Regions from separate parts of the Homo sapiens genome. Here all the other regions are linked to region 2. Evidence: chromatin contacts called from ENCODE Hi-C data. All regions are on one chromosome and are shown on one strand. Each heading gives the region's core, a stretch centred on a gene start or an enhancer-like site at or near the end of the contact. The rest is flanking DNA. Distances are from core to core; before and after follow the strand shown. Region 1 holds the start of KRTAP19-8 (keratin associated protein 19-8). Region 2 has its middle 50 kb from the start of TIAM1-AS1. Region 3 has its middle 40 kb from the start of SCAF4.

The links. A loop is a pair of places that touch in the nucleus more often than their neighbours do. Pooled maps may share reads with other maps.
Region 1: a loop to region 2 is called in a pooled map, with 4 times the contacts of the local background. The contact joins the promoter of KRTAP19-8 here to the enhancer-like site in region 2. A Hi-C loop is called at or near these places in 3 of 37 single-sample maps with no recorded cell type and 2 of 50 pooled maps.
Region 3: a loop to region 2 is called in a map with no recorded cell type, with 32 times the contacts of the local background. The contact joins two enhancer-like sites. A Hi-C loop is called at or near these places in 11 of 37 single-sample maps with no recorded cell type and 5 of 50 pooled maps.

What each region holds. Positions count from the first base shown.
Region 1 is chr21:31,037,091-31,040,459 of GRCh38, forward strand. KRTAP19-8 (keratin associated protein 19-8) reads right to left here and starts at 1,386. Exons shown (of 1, transcript NM_001099219.1): 1 at 1,069-1,386. The coding sequence starts at 1,353. The coding sequence ends at 1,162. RefSeq lists an enhancer at 2,096-2,265.
Region 2 is chr21:31,507,830-31,511,106 of GRCh38, forward strand. It overlaps a transcript of TIAM1 not described here. Among named protein-coding and RNA genes, the nearest start is that of TIAM1-AS1, 50 kb to the right of the region's middle. RefSeq lists a silencer at 1,972-2,031. Within about 2 kb of position 1,987, at least 3 of the 41 ENCODE cell types and tissues checked have a DNase peak (open chromatin) inside an H3K27ac peak, as active enhancers do.
Region 3 is chr21:31,770,945-31,774,222 of GRCh38, forward strand. No RefSeq gene overlaps it. Among named protein-coding and RNA genes, the nearest start is that of SCAF4, 40 kb to the left of the region's middle. RefSeq lists an enhancer at 1,880-2,169. Within about 2 kb of position 1,812, at least 3 of the 41 ENCODE cell types and tissues checked have a DNase peak (open chromatin) inside an H3K27ac peak, as active enhancers do.

The DNA.
Region 1 (3,369 bases), core at 136-2,635, 470 kb before region 2:
AGGTTGTTTATGGTGAAGTCCAGACGTGCACATTTTCCAGTTATGTGGCAAATATCTGTAGCTTGCCTTGAAAGCAAATAATTTTTCATTTATGCTTCTTGACAAAATGCAAGGCATTCTGCCTGACCCTGTAAGGGTGTACATATGGAGTGCTACTGTTGAGGTTTTTTGTCAGCTGCTGGGGCAAAAATAAACTCCACCTAGGGTGGGAGATATTTGACCAGAGTGTGTGAGTATGTGTGTGTATAAGAGGAAATGGGGTGAGAAGAGGGTGGAGAGCTATAAAAGAACACCATTATCCCCAAATTATCCCCAAACCACTGGACAGATTAAAAATGATTTTATATTATAACACTGATGAGCAAGTTTCTTAATCCACAAATATTCTTGACTGCCTTATACATGCCAGGTATTGTCATGACCACAGAATATACAATGGTGAATTAACACACACACAGATCCTGGAAGCTTGGGTCTGGTTCTGTGAAATGAATCAATAGAAATGAAACCAAGTGAGATATACCAGCCACAGAAAGACAAATACTGCCCGATTCCACTTTACATGAGGCATCCAAAAGAGTGAAATTTGTAGAATCCAAGAGTAGAATGGCAGTTACCAAGGGCTGGGTGAAGGGAGAAATAGGCAGTTACTGACAAAGAGGCATGAAGTTTAAGTCAGGCAAGGTGAACGGACCTTAGAGATCAGCTATACAGTATGGTACCTGTAGTCGACAATAATGTATGGTTGACTCAAACAGTTGTTAGGAGGGTAGATCTCATGTTAAGTGTTCTTACCACAGTAAAACAGAAAAAAAAATTAAACCAAATTTGCTCTACTATTAAAATTAGTTTATTGAAATAGAAGAAGAGTTGGTGCCATGTTGATATATTAATAAGGGAAGAGAGGGATTCACAGCTTGAAAGGTGGGATTCTAGGTCATTCTACAGGAAGGGCTCCCCTTGCTGCTGCCACTGATTCTGTTGTGTTTGTTGCCAGAATTGAGTCTTGACTTTGAAGAGTTCACAAGGCACCCTTTGCTGCTTTGTCTGGTTTATCAAGAAAGTGGCTGCGCAATTCACAGAGGGGGTAAAAAGACCTGAAAGGAGAATTAAGTCAGGATGATAGACAGATTCTAGTGATCCAAAGAATGAGTTCACTCTTCAGTAGAAGGCAGAGAATCCATATCCTCCGTAGTATAATGGTCGGCAACAGCTGAATCCATAGCCTCCGTAGCCACAGCCATAGCCCAACCTGCGGAAGCTGCCATAGCCGCAGCCATAGCCATAGCCCCAGCCACCAAAGCCTCCATAGCCATAGCCCAGGCCTCCATAATAGCTTCTGTAGTAGCTCATGGTTCAGCAACTGTAGATGTGTTTGGAGGTCAAGGGCAAGTTTCCTGAGTACAACTATCACCAGCTTCCCTGGGACTTTTATACATCCTCAGTGATTAGTGGGGTAGACTTCTCATGGCGTAGATTCAATTGCATGAAAAAAAACTCACTCATCTTAAAACTGTAGGACAATTCCTGACACTAATTAAAGATGTTTTCATTCGATTTCTGTGCAGTTTGGATTCCACAGGATGATTATGCTGTCTTCAAAGCCCTCTTGCTTTGACCATCATAGTTAAAGCTCTATAATCAGACATAAGAGCAGCAATCAGCTCCCATTTTGTCACCTAAAATTGTTCTTTCATTACAGCCCCTTCCCAGTATCCAATTCTTAATGTATTCCTTGCACAAATATTTAATGCCCAACTAATGCATCCCAGGCACTATGCTCAGAGCTAGAGATATGGCTGTAAATAAGAACTGCCCTTCCCAATCCCATGAGTTTTTCCCCTTCATCTTTGTTATTTAAGTTAGTGAAGTAATAGAAGAGGTACACTTACTGTATAAATCCAACAAAATGTAGCTGATAGCACAAAAGGATCACATTTATTTTTTTAAGAGAGAGAGAAAAACCCAAATGGAAAAATTTTGTTTCCTTACACATTACTACCCTTTTAACTCAATGTTGTTTATGAAACTTTTGATAGCTCTTAGCTCTTACTGCAAGACTTTTTCATTATTCAATGTTTATATAGGAAATAACACTAGGGGCAAGAGCCGTGGGTGTGATTTTTGCAAAGTGATACCATATTCTTCATCTTTGTAATCTTCTTTTTAAAAAATAATCTTCTAAAGAGATTAACATCTGAGTACTGGATCTACCCATCTGACTCCACAGTCACAGGTAGGCAGGCAGCCCTCTCTGCCTTACTAAATTCCTAACACAATCAGCAAAGAGGTTTTAAAAAGCTGTTTTCCAAATTCTGGGATTCCATCTTCTGCTCTCTAAGGAAACCTTAATTAAACTACAATTTACAGAAATATGTAAAATTAAAAATACTTAAATATGACATTTTCTTTTTGAAGAATGAAGCCCACTGAAGTGTTCATGATAAGGGTCAGAATCACTTCTACTTAGCCATTGGTATCAAAACCAATTTCAAGCACATAAGCAGTACGACTATTCTATATACTATTAATAATCACTTCAGATAGAATAATATAATATCAGAACTGGTGTAACCCTCTTACTTTACAGATGATGAAACAGAATTGGAGAAGATTGGTCAGATCACCCAGTGAGTGACAAAACCCAGACTAGAACCTAAATCATTCACTTTCACCTGTTTTTTTTCATCATCACATTTTTATAGATGTTGTACAACAAAGGCAAAAGCAAGAAATATTGTATTATCACAACAGAAGAATGAAAATGCTCCTTTGCTTTCTCGGTTGGTGAGCTTTCTCATTTTGATTTTTGATCTATATGCTGATTGGTCTGTTCCTTTCCTTTGGGCCAGAACTCAAAGGACTAAAATTAGCAAGTGGACACTGAAAGTCACATCCACTTATTCTCAATGAGATTACAATGGAGATGCCTGTTGCATTGATTGTTCAAGAGATGTAAAACTGAGAGGGGAGAACAAAAATAGGTTCAAAAGTTTTGAAGTGGAAAGTTGAAGCCCAACTCTTTCTTGTCTTAGAGTTAAAAGTATATGTATTCACTAAGAGATAAATATTAAAGCAAAACAAGATGTAAAATGGGACTCAGTTTTAGCTGAGAACCTGTATCATCAGTGACAACAGCTCTCACATCCCCAAGAAAGGTGGTAATCTACCTAAGAAGGACTTGCAAAGGGAGCTACAGAAACCTAGATCCGCAGTCTGCAACTAATTGAAATCACCTTTGCAATAATTTTAACTGAGAAAATTATAACAGTGAAAGAGATCTGATCTAACCGATTCCTTCTTGCTTCTAACCTCTAAGCTGTCCTTGTTCATTCCTGGGTGTAGGCCAAACTAACTTTGGGAGGAATT
Region 2 (3,277 bases), core at 737-3,236:
GGTGGGTGTGTGCTGTGGGTTGAATTGAGTGCCTTAAAAGATATGCTGAAGTCCTACCTGTCCTACCTCCCAGAACCTGTGACTGTGACCCAACTGGAAATAGGGTCTTCGTAGACATAATCAAGTTAAGATGAAGTCATACTGGCTTAAGGTGGGCCCTATTCTAATGACCAATGTCCTAATAAAAAGAGGGAGACTTGGACACAGACAGACATGGGGAAGGAGGACATGGAAGACACAGACAGGGACAGGAAGGACGCAGCTGCACACTGAGGAAGCCACCAGAAGCTGGAAGAGGGAAGGACAGGTTCTTCCTTAGAGCCTTCAGAGTGAACGTGGCCCTGCTCACACCTCAGTCGTGGACTTCGAGCCTCCTGAACTGTGGGAGACTACATTTGCATTGCTTGACGCTTCCCCTCCATGGTACTCTGTTAGCACAGCCCTAGGAAACCCTACAGGGTGGAACGTAGTCCTAGGTTGGATTCTTTTCTACCTTTCCTTGGAGTGGGGAGGAGAGAGATAGAGAAATAAAGAACTAGGTTTTCATATTGAAATTTCTTTTTTTTTTTTTTTTTTGAGACAGAATTTGGCTCTTGTTGCCCAGGATGGAGTGCAATGGCACAATCTCGGCTCACTGCAACCTCCGCCTCCCGGGTTCAAGCGATTCTCCTGCCTCAGCCTCCTAAGTAGCTGGGATTACAGGCATAAGCCACCACCACACCCAGCTAATTTTGTATTTTCAGTAGAGATGGGGTTTCTCCATGTTGCCAGGCTGGTCTCAAACTCCTGACCTCAGGTGATCTGCCCGCCTCTGCTTCCCAAAGTGCTAGGATTACAGGCATAAACCACCGCGCCCAGACTCATCTTGAAATTTCTAACCAACTTTCGATCCTGGCCTGTGGACCTGGGTCTCAGCTTCTGACTCTGTAGGGTGAGTGTGCCCTTAGACTATATCCGAGATCCTAGCGTTGAAGTGGTCCTAAGGTTCCCACGGAGTCTTTTTCAAGCTAGCCCACAGGGCAGTTCCTGATCACCCCCATGGGAGACCTATGCGCACACTATTGGTATTAAGATATGACTTGCTGCAGGACATTTAGCAAACTGGGCTGTGCTACGAACTCACCTGCCCCTCCCCCATGCCTTGTCATGAACAAAAATGCCTCCACCCCCATGTCTAGAGAAGCCAGCAAGAGGTGAGACCCCCTGGAGGGAATGAGTCTTAAAGCTGGGTCATAGAGCAGGCCACTGATTTTCCATGAGATCTATGTTTGAATACATTTGGAGTATCTGCGTGCCTCCGTGGTGGAGATTATGGGGTATGGAGGGCACCCTGCACAACGGTTCTTCAGGACTACCCGACAAACCCTACCTGCTGAGACTGGGAGGTCACCCCAGGGAGACTCACCCATTTAGGGAACCACTACTACAGCTGGGAGTGTCTCACCCTGTTGGATGGATCAGGCATGGCATGGGGAAGCCTCCTGAATATGACATGGAAAAAGGAAGCAGACATCCCCCGGCAGAGGTGCAAACCCAGCTCTCCTGGAGTCCTGCAAAGCCCCCAGGACCCACTCAAGGGCCATGTGAGCACCAAGTCACCTGCCTGGCACAGGCGCCACTTCCCACCCGCTCCTCGGGCACCCAACTGTTCCAGCACTCATCACTGCACCTCCTCCGCCACTGTCAACACAAACACCCACACCCAGGCAGGAAGTAAAAATAACCAGCCGTTTCATAGCATGTCTCATGCCTCATCTCCTTCCCGAGGCACGCCTCTCTCAGTCCCCTGCAGGCATCAAGGACCCACAGAGAGGAGAGAGAGGCAGGGAGTTAAGACAGTTCCAATGCCCTGTGCTTTGTCTACACTGTCAGACAGAGATCATCTCTAAAAGGGATAAAAGTCAGAGGCCCTTCCCTTGCAACAAAGACGGGGCTGCATGTTTCTCTCTCAGGGGCGCCCCCTACCTGGAAGGACAGTTCTTTCTACCAGTAAATTCCACGTGCCTGGAGAGCCGCAGAACTTCAGGGATGAGTCAGCCAATTACCGCTGGGCCCCTCCCCACCACGAGAGTGTGTTTATCTATCTCAGGCAGAGGTACTAGTGCCCAGGCAGAAAAGACATGAAAATCACAACCCCAGACCAGAACTAGCATCTTTTATGAGGCACAGCCATCAAAGGACCTCCTGACAGCAAAGCCTGGTGCTATGGTTCTGAAGTGCATCCCCCAAAAAGATATGCTGAAGTCCTAACCCGGGGTACCCGTAAATGTAACTGCATCAGTTTGCTAGGCTTGCCATAACAAAATACCAGAGTCTAGGTGGTTTGAACAACAGCAACTTATTATCTTACAGTTCTGGAGACTGGAGTCCGCGACCAAAGGGCCAGCAGGGTGGTTTCTCCTGAGGCCTCTCCTCGGCTGGCAGATGGCTGCCTTCTTTCTCGCTGTGTCCTCACACAGCCTCTCCTCTGTGCGTGCACATCCCTGGTGCCTCTATGACCAAATTTCCTCTACTCATAAGGACAACGGTCAGATGGATTAGAGCCCACCCTAAGGACCTCATTTGCACTTCATCATCTCTTTAGAAGTCCTGTCTCCAAATACAATCACATTCTGGCGTAATGAGGGTTCGGGATTCAACATATGAAGTTTCAACATAGGAAGTTTTGGGGGAACACATTTCAGCCCATAACAGACCTCATTTGAAAACTGTTGGGCTCACACCTGTAATCCCAGCACTTTGGGAGGCCAAGGCGGATGGATTGCCTGAGGTCAGGAGTTTGAGACCAGTCTGGCCAACAAGATGAAACCTCGTCTCTACTAAAAATACAAAAAATTAGCCGGGCGTGGTGACAAGCACCTGTAATCCCAGCTACTCAGGAGGCTGAGACGGGAGAATTGCTTGAACCCAGGAGGCGGAGGTTGCAGTGAGTTGAGATCATGCCACTACACTCCAGCCTGGGCTACAAGAGTGAAACTCCATCTCAAAAAAAAAAAAACAAAAAAAACTGTTTACTTTTTATGATCATGTCTTGCAGATGTAATTCATTAAGATGAGGACATATTGGAGTAGGGTGGTCCCTGAGTTCCTATGACTGGTGTCTTTGCAAGAAGAAAAAAGACACAAAGATACACACAGTGAAGGTAACCATTTGAAAGCAGAGACACATAGGACAACGCCATGTGGCAACAGAAGAGAGACAAGTCAAAGAATGCCATAGGTTGCTGGGAAGCACCATAAGTTAGGAAAAGGCAAAGAAGGATTCTACACAGCATCA
Region 3 (3,278 bases), core at 562-3,061, 260 kb after region 2:
TTTATTAACATTTATTGTGTGAATAAATGAAATGCTTTACATTTACTGGTGACCTCATCAACTAATTCTTTTTTTTTTTTTTTTTTTGAGACGGAGTCTCGCTCTGTCACCTAGGCTGGAGTATAGTGGCGCACGTCGGCTCACTGCAAGCTCCGCCTCCCAGGTTCACGCCATTCTCCTGCCTCAGCCTCCGAAGTAGCTGGGACTACAGGCGCCCGCCACCACGCCCAGCTAATTTTTTGTATTTTTAGTAGAGACGGGGTTTCACCATGTTAGCCAGGATGGTCTCGATCTCCTGACCTCATGATCTGCCTGCCTCGGCCTCACAAAGTGCTGGGATTACAGGCGTGAACCACCGCGCCTGGCCTTCATCAACTAATTCTTTTGGTAAATGAATTTCTGCTTAAACCAGGCCAAGACCTTTCTTTATAAGAAGCCAGGCCAGTGAATCAGGGAGTGAGATCAGAGGAAAGGAAGTCTCCCTTTTGTGTCTTTAAGTCATGTATTGTGCCGTGACTAGCTGGAAAAGCTGCAAAATAGTATAATAGAAGCTGTATATATCAGCAATAGCAAGGATTACTTGTCTGAGAACCTGGTTTGTGCCAGGCACTGACCTTGATGCTTTTCATACATTGCTTCATTGAATACTCATAAAAGCTACCACACAGGTGTGATTCTCCCTATTTTACAGATGCATCAGCTGAGGCTCTGTGCGGTAAATAAGTTGTTCAATGACAGAGACCAAGTAAGTGGCCAAGTCAGGACTCATATCCGTCTTCCTGACTTCGAGCTTGAATTCCCTTCTACCATACCTTATAAAAAGAATTCAGCAGCCTGAGGTTCAAGGTTCAGCTGCATGATATTGAGAATTCATTTAGTTTCTCTGAGCCGCCATCTCCTTATTTGTGGAATGGAGATAATGATGACACTGATTGATGCTCAGCTCCTCACAGAGTTATTGTAAAGACAAGTGAGAGAATGACTATGTGTTTTGCAAGTGATTAAATTCACAAACACAAGTCACTTTACTTACAGTATACTGGAGACACTTACATTAGGCTTTTAAACATTTATATATATATGTATATATATTTTTTGATACAGGGTCTCACTTTGTCACCCAGGCTGGACTGCAGTGGTGCAATCTTGGCTCACTGCAGCCTAGACCTCCAGGACTCAAGAGGTCAGATCCTCCCAACTCAGCCTCCTGAGTAGCTGGGACTACAGGTGTGTGCCACCATGCCTGGCTAATTTTTTTTGTATTTTTTTGTAGAGATGGGGTCTCGCCATGTTACTCAGGCTAGTCTTGAACTCCTAAGCTCAAGTGATCCATCCACCACGGCCTCGCAAAGTGCTAGGATTATACGTGTGAGCCACCGCTCCTGGCCAGACTTTTTTTTTTTATTTAAAAAACTTTATTTTTAAACTTTAATTTTTGAGACAGGGTCTCACTCTGTCACCCATGCTGGGTTGCAGTGGTGTGATCATGGCTTACTGCAACCTTGACTTTTTGGGCTCAAGGGGTCCTCCTGCCTTAGCCTCCCAAGTAGCTTGGGCTACAGGCATGTGCCACCACGCCTAGCTAATTAAAAAAAATTTTTTTTGTAGAGACGGTGTCTTGCCATGTTGCCTAGGCTGGTCTCGAACTTCTGGGCTCAAGCTCCCACCTTGGACTCCCAGTGTTGGAATTACAGGTGTGAGTCAATGCGTTGGGCCGCATTAAACTTTAAAGTTTCTGAATTTGAGGACACGACTTTATGACAGGCAACCTCTCAGTTTTTCAGAATAGAAATAATCCTTTCAGTCACATGAGAGAACAGTGTCTTCTATTTTAAGTAGTCAACTTTCTCTTTAGTGTTGTTTGTATGTGGGCAAACCCTACCCAAGTTTCTGTTCCTGAAATCAATTTCTTAATTTGCATTAGGCAAAAGTGTTGCATAAGCTTATTTTATTATCATCCAGCTTTTTATAGATCTTTGCTGAGAGACAATACGGGCTTGTTGAAAGAGGCCCTGTTTGACTGTCCCAAGCCCTGGGATGGAGTCCTAGCCCTGGCACTTAGCAGCTGTGGGATCGTGGGTGAACTACTTCACCTCCCTGCTTCTCAGGCCTCTACATCTGCAAAGTGAGAACAAGGGGAGCTCTTTCCCTAAGGGCCCTTTCACTGTACTACTTAAAAATGATTGCAAAGAGTCTTGCGTTAAGCAAAACTGAACACCTGCTGTAAATGTCTGCACCTCAGCAACATGACCCACAGTAGAATCTATATTTAGTTGCATTTGGATAATCTTCCTTTCCCCTTTTGCTTTAGCACTTTCTACCTTCAATTATTTCTTTATTACAGCAATGCCCCCTTTTTGCTCTACTGATGTGGGTGAGATGCAAATGGGCCTTTTGAGACTCTTGCTGTGTCCCCTGGGCCCCAGATGGACAGATGGGAGACAGAACGATTGTGGAGTACATCTTGGAGCTGACAGGTTTTGGGGGCAGGAAGTGTTAGTCAACACATGAGAAAAATGGGGTAAACAGCTGGAAAAGGCTGAGCATTAGCTGACAGGCTCTTTAGCCAACTGTCCTAGGACTGGATCAGGGCCTTGTGCATGGTGGGAGAGGCACCTAGGACCTGTGGAAAGGACAGGAAGCCAGACCCAAGAAGCCTCAGGCTGCAACCTGGCCCTCAGTTATTATCACAAAACTTACAAAGGTGTGAGCCTCGTGAATCAGCTGCAATAGATTGTTGCCTTGAGGACAAGACAGTCTAAACAACTAAAAATTAGCCAGGTGTGGTGGCTCATGCTTGTTATCTCAGGGCTTCAGGAGGCTAAGGCAGGAGGATTGCTTGAGGCCAGAAGTTCAAGACGAGCCTGAGCAACACAGTGAGAGCCCCCCCCCAACCCCCCACCCCTCAACTTCTACAAAAAAATTTAAAAATTAGCTGGGCATGGTGGTGCACACTTGTAGTCCTAGCTACTTGGGAGGCTGAGGTGGGAGAATTGCTTGAGCCCAGGAGTTTGAGGTTGCAGTGAGTTATGATTGTGTCACTGGACTCCAGCCTGGGCAACAGAGCAAGACTCTGACTCAAAAAAAAAAAAAAACAAACCCAAAAAGCAAAAAGCAAAACCAAAAACCACACATACACAATGAAAATTATTACAAAATAGCCTGAACTTGGTAGATCCATTTCTTACACCAGGCATGGTGGCTCACATCTTTAATCCCAACATTTTGGGAGGCTGAAGTAGGCAGATTGCTTGAGCCCAGGAGTTCAAGACCAGCTT